Regions from separate parts of the Homo sapiens genome. Here region 1 is linked to region 2. The links are chromatin contacts, found by Hi-C or POLR2A ChIA-PET in ENCODE. All regions are on one chromosome and are shown on one strand. The core of a region is the stretch at or near the end of the contact, and the rest is flanking DNA. Distances in the headings are between cores, read along the strand shown. Region 1 overlaps HMCN2 (hemicentin 2). Region 2 overlaps NCS1 (neuronal calcium sensor 1).

Region 1 (4,296 bases), core at 192-2,691, 75 kb before region 2:
GCCCCCTGAGACTCAGTTTGCCAGGAGGAGGGAGGAGTCTCAGGATGGAAGACTGTGCAGATGGGCAAAGTGGACCCCGGGGAGGGGTCTCCACAGCCCCCTTTCCTGAGGACTCGGGGACCACTTTTCCCACAGAGGGAATGCTGCGATTGGGCCTAGGGTGGCAGCTCTGCTGGTCAGGGCCACAAGATGCCTTTACTCCTCTTCCTCCATAAAGAAACATGGAAAATTATATTTCATAACTGCACTGGCACAAAGACATGAATGATGCAGGCTGGATTAGTCTTTATCTATTCACTATTGGTCATTTTTTAATTCTGATTTTAAAAGAAATCAAAATTAGAAAAGCATCCTGGACCCCTACAAGTGCAGGGCCTTCTGCCAGTGCCTGCTATGCCTGATGGAGAAGTCGCCTCGCCATGGCCCCCTCGCCACAGAGCCCAGCCCATTTCTCCCCAACTCCCCTCCCCAAAGGATGGCCGGAGAGTCTTTAGTGTCCAAAACAGCACATCTCCTGTTCCCCAGCTCGGCCCCCGGCAACCAGGAGCTTCCAGGATGGGACTAAGAAGCAGGGACTGAAATGAGAGGACAGAAAGAGGAGGCATATCCATTTAGTCTGGGAGCACTGGCTCATGCCTGTAATCCCAGCACTTTGGGAGCCCAAGGTAGGTGGATCATCTGAGGTCGGGAGTTCGAGACCAGCCTGGCCAACATGGAGAAACTCTATCTCTACAAAAAATACAAAAATCAGCCGGGAATGGTGGTGCGTGTCTGTAATCCCAGCTACTTGGGAGGCTGAGGCAAGAGGATCACTTGCACCCGGGAGGCAGAGGTTACAGTGAGCCAAGATCGTGCCACTGCACTACAGTCTGGGTGACAGAATAGGACTCCATCTCAAAAAAAAAAAAAAAAAAAAAAAGAGGACACACATTCATTTAGAGAGGAATGAAGTAAAGCACAGACCACAGCTCAGGGCACTGAACTCAGGAGGGGTTGCCACACACAGTCAGGCAACCAGCCATGTGACGAGTCGCCCCACCTCACCGAGCGCTGGTCAGCTCACCCAGCCTGGACACAGGTTTATGGGGGGGGGTGCCCACATGCATTATTTATTCCACGCAAGCCCTAAGTGAAGCACATTCTCAGGAAACCTCTCGAGGGCCCTATGAGCACAGCTCTGCTACCACCCTCCTCGTTTCACAGACGAGGAAAGTGAGGCTCCGAGAGGCAAATAATGCAGGCAAATACCAGCGGACCTGGGCATGGAGCCTAGGACTCCTGACTGGCAGATGCCAGGCTCGGAAGGTAATCCACCAGTGCCTCGCAGGCTGGTCCACAAGTGCAGGCCCTCCTGGCACAGAGGAGTAGGATGCCTCCCTTCCTATGCCCCAGACACTACCAGGAAGCCAGCTCTCAGCTCAACAGCAGGAAGCGGGCACAGTACACACCCATTCCTGACCTCTGCCAGTCTGGCCAGGAAGGCTGGACGACAGCTGCCACCCAGATAGGCAGGAAATTCCATTTCCCACCACCGCTGCCAGACCAGCTCACCCCAGACCCACAGGTGCTGGGCCATTGTCCATCCCTTCCCTGACCTAAAGTTAAGGCCAGAGGCCACCAGTGGCCCAGAAAGAAACTCTGCCACAGGGACATGGCTCCAAGGTCAACAGCAGACAGGCGAAGGAACAGGTCTAGGTGGACACTCAGCCTGGATCCCAAAGAAATGAGACTCTGGGCCAGGCACAGTGGCTCATGCCTATAATCCCAGCACTTTGGGAGGCCGAGGCGGGTAGATCACCTGAGGTCAGGAGTTCAGCCTGAACAACATGGTGAAACCCCATCTCTACTAAAATTACAAAAATTAGCTGGGCATGGTGACGCACGCCTCTAATCCCAGCTACTCAGGAGGCTGAGGTGGGAGAATCACTTGAACCTAGGAGGTAGAGGTTGCAGTGAGCCGAGATTGCGCCTGGGCACTCCAGCCTGGGCAACAGAGCGAGACTCCATAAAAGAAAGAAGGAAAGAAAGAAAGAAAGGAAGGGAGGGAGGGAGGAAGGGAAAGAAAGAGAGAGACAGAGAAAGAAAGAAAGAAAGAAAGAAAGAAAGAAAGAAAGAAAGAAAGAAAGAAAGAAAGAAAGAAAGAAAGAAAGAAAGGAGGGAGGGAGGGAGGGAGGGAGGGAGGGAGGGACAGAAAGAAAGAGAGAGAGAGAAAGAAAGGAAATAAATAAATAAATATGGGTCTGCTTCAAATAAGTCAGATGCTGAGCAAAGGATGACAATGCCCATCACAACACAAGGTACACCCTCCCTGGAGCACCCTATCTGCTCACCCAGAACCTCTAATACCAGTGTCAGCAGCTGGATCACAGCTCACGTGCCACAGACCTTCCTTCTCTCTTGCTCACACAACGTCTCATTTTGGCAATGAGGAGCCCAAGGCTTGCAGACGTAAGCAGCGCCAGGCCCACTCTGCTGGTGAGCATCAGACTCAAGGCCAGGGGCTATAGGTGCAAGACCCTTGGTTCAGATCCCACCTCTGCCACTCGCCAGCTGTGTGATCTTGGGCAAGACATGAAACCTCTCTGTGCCTTGTTTTCCCTATCTGTAAAGGGGATGATGATCGTTCCATCTCCAAGGGTTGTTGTGAGGGTTACATGAGCCAGCAACAAAATGTGCTCTGAGCTGGTGCCAGCACCTGGCAAACACCCTAGAAGCGCCGGCTCGTGTTTCCGTGGCTGTCCTTATCAGGCTCCTGAGCCCATGGCCCAGCCCAGCCTACCTGAGAACCCAGCCACAGTGGAAAAGTCTGAGCACACGACCCTCCTCCTGAAAACCTCTCACCAACCCCCTCAGGGCACAGCCCAAACTCCTCCGCAGCTCCCCAGGCGGGGAGTGACTGGTACCAGGTGGCAGCCGTCCTGCTGCCCCCTCCCCACCCTCTCTCTGCCTCACTTCTCTTGTCACGGGGAGGGCTGCACGTGCTATTCCCTTTGTCTGGAACACTGTTCCCCAGCTCGTCATCTTTCTGGGTGCTTCTGGTTTCAGTTTAGACATCACCTCCTCCAAGAAGTCTTCCTGGGATTAGCCTTCTCTGGGCACCCACAGCCCCTGAGGATGCACCTTCCAGCCACTCGGTGCCCTGTGCATGCTCATTCCCTGTCCTCTGTTCTCTCTGCCTGAGCTCATGAGCAACACAAAGGTTGATGCTGTGTCTCACCTGCCCTGTGTCCCCAGCACAGGGCCTGGCACACGAGCACCTGGTGACCCTGTGTTGAAGGAATGAAAGACGGAACAAGTGAACGAAGGCTAAGAGCACCCCAAGCCTGAGAGGATCTCAACCCTGAGACAGCACAACCCCCCCAGGCCAGACCCTCCTATCTATGCCTACTCCAGTCAGAGCCTGGCCCGCCTTGGGAGCTCCTCGGCTGCCCCAGCCAGCCCTGGCCCAGCCTGGCCCATTCAGCCCAGACCAGCACATTCTCGATTCTCTGCGCTTCCCTAGAACTCTAGCACCTGCCTCTCTCGCCGTGGCCTCGGCAAACACTCAGAGCCTGATCTGTCCCAGCTCTGTGTGCCAAGGAGCTGTGCCCACAGCTTCCGAGCAAGTCCCAGTGCCAGGAACTCCAATATGGGATGGAGACATCCCGGAAGTCACAGCTGAGGCCATGCACTGGCCACCAAGGAATTTGGACTCCACATCTGCAGCAAGTGAATGATCACCCCTCTCCCCGCATTTACTAAGCAATCACTATGGGCCCAACCCTGTGCTAACAGGCCTGATTTCACTGAATCCTCACAGCAACCCAAGGAGGGGAGTAGTACAGTCAGCCTCACTTTACACATGGGAAACTGAGAGAAACTGAGGCTCCATGGCATGACCAAGGCATATAGGTGGGGACAGAGACGAGACTGGAATTCTCATCCCGAGCTGAACCAAACTGTCTGCGGTGGGCCTCCAAGCTGGTCCCAGAGATCCCCGCCTCCTCGTGTTCACACCCATGGGTAGCCCCCACCTCCTCGTGTTCACACCCATGGGTAGCCCCCGCCTCCTGGTGTTCACACCCATGGGTAGCCCCCGCCTCCTGGTGTTCACATCCCTGGGTAGCCCCTCCCACACACACTGCACCAGGGTTGCTCTGTGGGACCAAAAGAATAGGGCAGAAGCGATGGCTTGTTACTTCCAAGACTGTGGCTTCCCTCTGAGATTGTCTCTCTCTCTCTTTCTCTGGGAGCCTCCTGCCAACAGCCCCACGAGTGAGCCTAGAGTGGATCCCCTAGGCCCAGGCAAACCTTGAG
Region 2 (4,149 bases), core at 1,337-3,836:
GGGGATGCCCTGAGCTGGGCTTTGGGGAGTACAATTTAGAGAGATACTTTCTAATATGCAGATGTGAGTTTGGGGCTTGGCAGGGTCAGTGGGGACAGGGTGGAAGGCCCGAGGTGGGGAGAAATGGGACCTCTAGGATGGTCCCTCTAGGAGGACTCACTGGTGCTATCACACCCAGGGAATAGCAGCCAATCTGAGCCATCCTGATAAAGCAGGTGGCCAGGTCTGTGCCTCTACTGAGCTTCAGCCCACAGTAAGCCATCCAGCGCAGGCTGGGCCAGGGGGTGAGTCAGCACAGGCTTTAGCCTGACTCGAGCAGAGCAAGGGACCATGACCCATCATGTGCCCTCAGCAACACCATTTCTGAACCGTGGTCCCTGTAGGCACCACGCCCAAGGCTGCTGGAAAAGACCTGAGCTTCCTCCACCAACAGCTCACCCCCGTTCAAGCTCACCCTCTGCTGGAAACATTGCCCCAGCTGCCCTCACAACGGCCTTCTGAACCAGAGCTTGGTATTTCCAAAGACAGGCGCCCGTGCACAGATTTACTTTCAGTGCTTCGGTGGAAACAGCACATTGTGTGGGTATGTAAATTACCTCCAATCTCTGCCTCAGGGACAGTCCCCAAGTGTGTGAAACAGTCTAGTCAGGAATCAGCCCTCCAGAGGGTGTCATATTAGCATTTTAAATATGTACTTTTATTAAAACCTACACCACAGATTTTATCCACACAAAGGATGTTAGAAGTCCCTTTTCATAGAAGTGTAATGTGGTGAAGATACATGCTTGGCTACAAAGATTTTCAGAGCTCAGCACTGTGCACCACAAGGGAAGAGCAGCAAGCAGCCTGGTGCTTCAGGACTGTGCTCAGGGGCAGGGCTCCTGGGGTCCTGGGGCCCCCACCCCCTGGATGGACAGGTACAGGTGCCTGCCTGTCTTTGTACTTACTTGACAGTGAATATCTGGACTTCTGGCAGAATTTGATCTAATACCTGCCTTCATTGCAACATTCCACCTCTGGCGAGGTTGTGGGGCAGGGGCTGTCGAGCCATCGCCTGCCTCTCATTGAGGGTCCATGGGGTTTTTGTCTGTTTGTTTTGAGACGGAGTCTCGGAGTCTCGCTCTGTTGCCAGGCTGGAGTTCAGTGGCGCGATCTCGGCTCACTGCAAGCTCCGCCTCCCGGGTTCACGGCATTCTCCTGCCTCAGCCTCCCACAGGCACCTGCCACCACGCCTGGCTAATTTTTTGTAGTTTTAGTAGAGACGGGCTTTCACCATGTTAGCCAGGATGGTCTCAATCTTCTGACCTCATGATCCGCCTGACTCGGCCTCCCAAAGTGCTGGGATTACAGGCGTGAGCCACCGCGCCCGGCCGAGGGTCCACTTTTTTACCAGAAAACCCTGTCTGTCAGAACACATGCCCAGCGTCAAGTGGTAGAGCCTGGCTGGGAACCAGGTCAGATTCCACAACCTGTGGCCCCAATCACCGTCCCACACTGCCTTTCCATGCTGCCTTTGGAACCCTCTTGAGGGTCTGGGGAGTTCTGGCATCTTCACTCTAGGACCCGCCAGAGCAACGCACAATGCTGGATGCCCAGCGTGGCCACAGAGGGTGACATCGCTGCATCCACTTCTCAACGGTTGCTTCAACCCCAAAGCGGAAGTCACATTGGGCCTTCAGCTTTGCCTGGAAGGTGGTGGCGATCTGATGATTCCTTTCACTCTGAAACATGTCTGAAACGTGGCCTGTGTTTGCAGGTGGTGGTTCATTCTAACATGGGCTGCTTGATCTTATCAATCTACACGCTTCATGCGTCTTTCAAGAGCTTTTGGCCAAGAGCAATGAATTCTAACTGACAGTTATGTTCCTGAGTCCGCGCTGGCTTTTGTTGCTCTCTGAATTCGTGTTCCTTTAACAAGCTACGAAAGTGAAAACCACCACCTCCTCTGATCCCCCTCTCCCCAACATGGCAGGGCCCATGCATACTGAGCAAACACGGGGTTACTTGACCAGAGGGGGAAGAGGAGGGCTCTCCTCTATCCCAGGCTCCAGGCCAAGGGTGACTCGGGGGAGGGCAGCCACACAGACTGCCACCTCTCGGGGTGCCTGCTGGGAGCTTGCACAAGAGCTACTCATCTCCCCACCTTCCCTCCCGACGCAACCCTCCATGTGGTCAGCAACCAATCTCTAGGCCCCCTGCGCCTGGCCCATCACAGGTGCAAAAGTCAGATGAGGTGAATGAATCATTTGCCTGAATCCCTGAGCCAATGGAGGTAGGGACCCAACCGGACATGCTGCAGCGCACACACCTCCCAGGGGTCCTCAAAGTGTGATTCACAGACCCGCAGCAGCAGCGCAGCCCAGGAACTTGTTAGGAACTCAGATTCCCAGGCCCCTGCCCAGACCCTCCTAATCAGAAACTCGGCGGCTGGGCTGGCAAGCTGGGTTTGAAGCAGCCTCCAATCCAGGTGATTCTGAGACACACTTGACTTTGAGAGCCACTGATCTAGGCCAATGGTTTTCAGACATTTTTAAAGCAGCAGCCGCCCTCTCCAGATGAAACAGGCAGGTCAGGGGATGTCGTGGGTGAGGCAGTGGGCGGGGCCTCACACCACTCAACTCTAGGCCTCGCAGAAACACTCCTGCAGATTTTTCTGGTTTAAAAGTATACTCAAGGTTCTCACTTTGCACATTCTTTCTCTCTCTTTTTTTTTTTTTTTTTTTTGAGATGGAGTCTCGCTCTTGTCACCCAGGCTGGAGTGCCATGGTGTGGTCTCAGCTCACTCCAATCGCCGCCTCCCGGGTTCAAGTGATTCTCCTGCCTCAGGCTCCCATGTAGGTGGGATTACAGGCGCCTGCCACCACACCCAGCTAATTTTTGTATTTTAGTAGAGACGGGGTTTCACCATGTTGGCCAGGCTGGTCTCGAACTCCAGACCTCAGGTGATCCGCCCAACTCGGCCTCCCAAAGTGCTGGGATTATAGGCATGAGCCACTGCACCCGGCCTACACATTCTTTCTCTTCAGGAAACTGGGAAGACAACACCCAAAGCCAGAGAAAGGGTGTCACAAAGGGAAGAAACCTAAAACGAAACGGAGAAGAATGTAAACAGACAAAGCAACAGGCCCACACAGGGAGGCGAGGACAAGTCCAGGAAGCGTGTTTAATTGGCGTGACATGGACGACATACAGCAGGAGCTTGGGGAGGCTGGGGCATGCTACACGGCCCCTGTCCACCCCTGGGCCTCGCCCTGACCCTGGCCCCAGAGACACACACCGGCAGGTTCAGACAGGACGGCACCCCAAAAAGAGACTCAAAGGGGGCTGGGGAGGCAAGCAGGAAAGGAAATAACCACAACCAGAAGACATTGCCTTTTGTTTGTTTGTTTTTGCAAGCATTATACCAATTTCTCCCCCAAGTGGCAGGCTCCGGGTGGGAGGCAGCAGCAGTCCAAACCGCTACTCTTGGGCACCGTCCTCCACTTCTGTGAGGGGCTTTGATGATGACACTCACATTTGGGTCTCACCAGGCCCCTGCGAGGCAGGCCCAGCAGAGACTCTTGCTCCCATCCAAGGGATGGGGAAATTGAGACCCAATGAGCAGAACTGACTTGCGCAAAGTCCTGAAGGAAGCCAGCCACCGAGTCAGGCTGGGAGTGAGGTGGGCCTCCCTGGGGCCGGGAGCCACTGCAGGAACAGGGACAACAGGGAATGTGCAGACTGGGGAGGGCGACTCGGGGCTACCCCATCCTGGAGAAGGGGCAGAGCCTGAGCCTGGATGCTAAGATGCCAAGACAGAAGATGGGACCAGCTGTTTATTCAACAAAAGCCTTTTATTCATTCAAAAATTAACCATTGGGTTTATTCCGCAGATATTAAAAAAAAAAAAAAAAGAGGGGGGCAAGGCTTCCCATCACAGTGCCCTTAAGTTAATTCACTTGCTATCCAGGGATGGCCTAGCAGAGGGGTGTCTGGGAAACGCTGCCAGAAATGTGGTGGCCCAGGGCCTCTGAGGACTCACAGCCCCCTCCTCGCCTCCCCGCTCCAGCCTCCCTCCGGACCACCCGTCCGGTGGGGTTGCAGCCCCCAGGTGCGTTGGCGGCTTACCACCACCAGGGGGCGCGCCGCGCTTCCTTAGCTCCCTTAAAA

What was found. A loop is a pair of places that touch in the nucleus more often than their neighbours do. ChIA-PET counts read pairs that join two places held with the same protein, here RNA polymerase II (POLR2A). Pooled maps may share reads with other maps.
Region 1: a loop to region 2 is called in a map with no recorded cell type, with 6 times the contacts of the local background. The contact joins two enhancer-like sites. A Hi-C loop is called at or near these places in 2 of 168 maps with a recorded cell type or tissue (endothelial cell of hepatic sinusoid and left colon), 4 of 37 single-sample maps with no recorded cell type and 5 of 50 pooled maps. POLR2A ChIA-PET finds 5 or more read pairs at or near these places in 9 of 52 experiments (AG04449, AG04450, GM10248 and 5 more).

The regions. Positions count from the first base shown.
Region 1 is chr9:130,310,398-130,314,693 of GRCh38, reverse strand. All of the region lies in intron 15 of HMCN2 (hemicentin 2), which reads right to left. Among named protein-coding and RNA genes, the nearest start is that of HMCN2, 47 kb to the right of the region's middle. Within about 2 kb of position 1,441, at least 2 of the 41 ENCODE cell types and tissues checked have a DNase peak (open chromatin) inside an H3K27ac peak, as active enhancers do.
Region 2 is chr9:130,236,293-130,240,441 of GRCh38, reverse strand. NCS1 (neuronal calcium sensor 1) reads right to left here. Exons shown (of 8, transcript NM_014286.4): 8 at 3,139-4,149. Among named protein-coding and RNA genes, the nearest start is that of MIR12126, 3.0 kb to the left of the region's middle. RefSeq lists enhancers at 334-513, 594-773, 2,931-3,490. Within about 2 kb of position 2,586, at least 10 of the 41 ENCODE cell types and tissues checked have a DNase peak (open chromatin) inside an H3K27ac peak, as active enhancers do.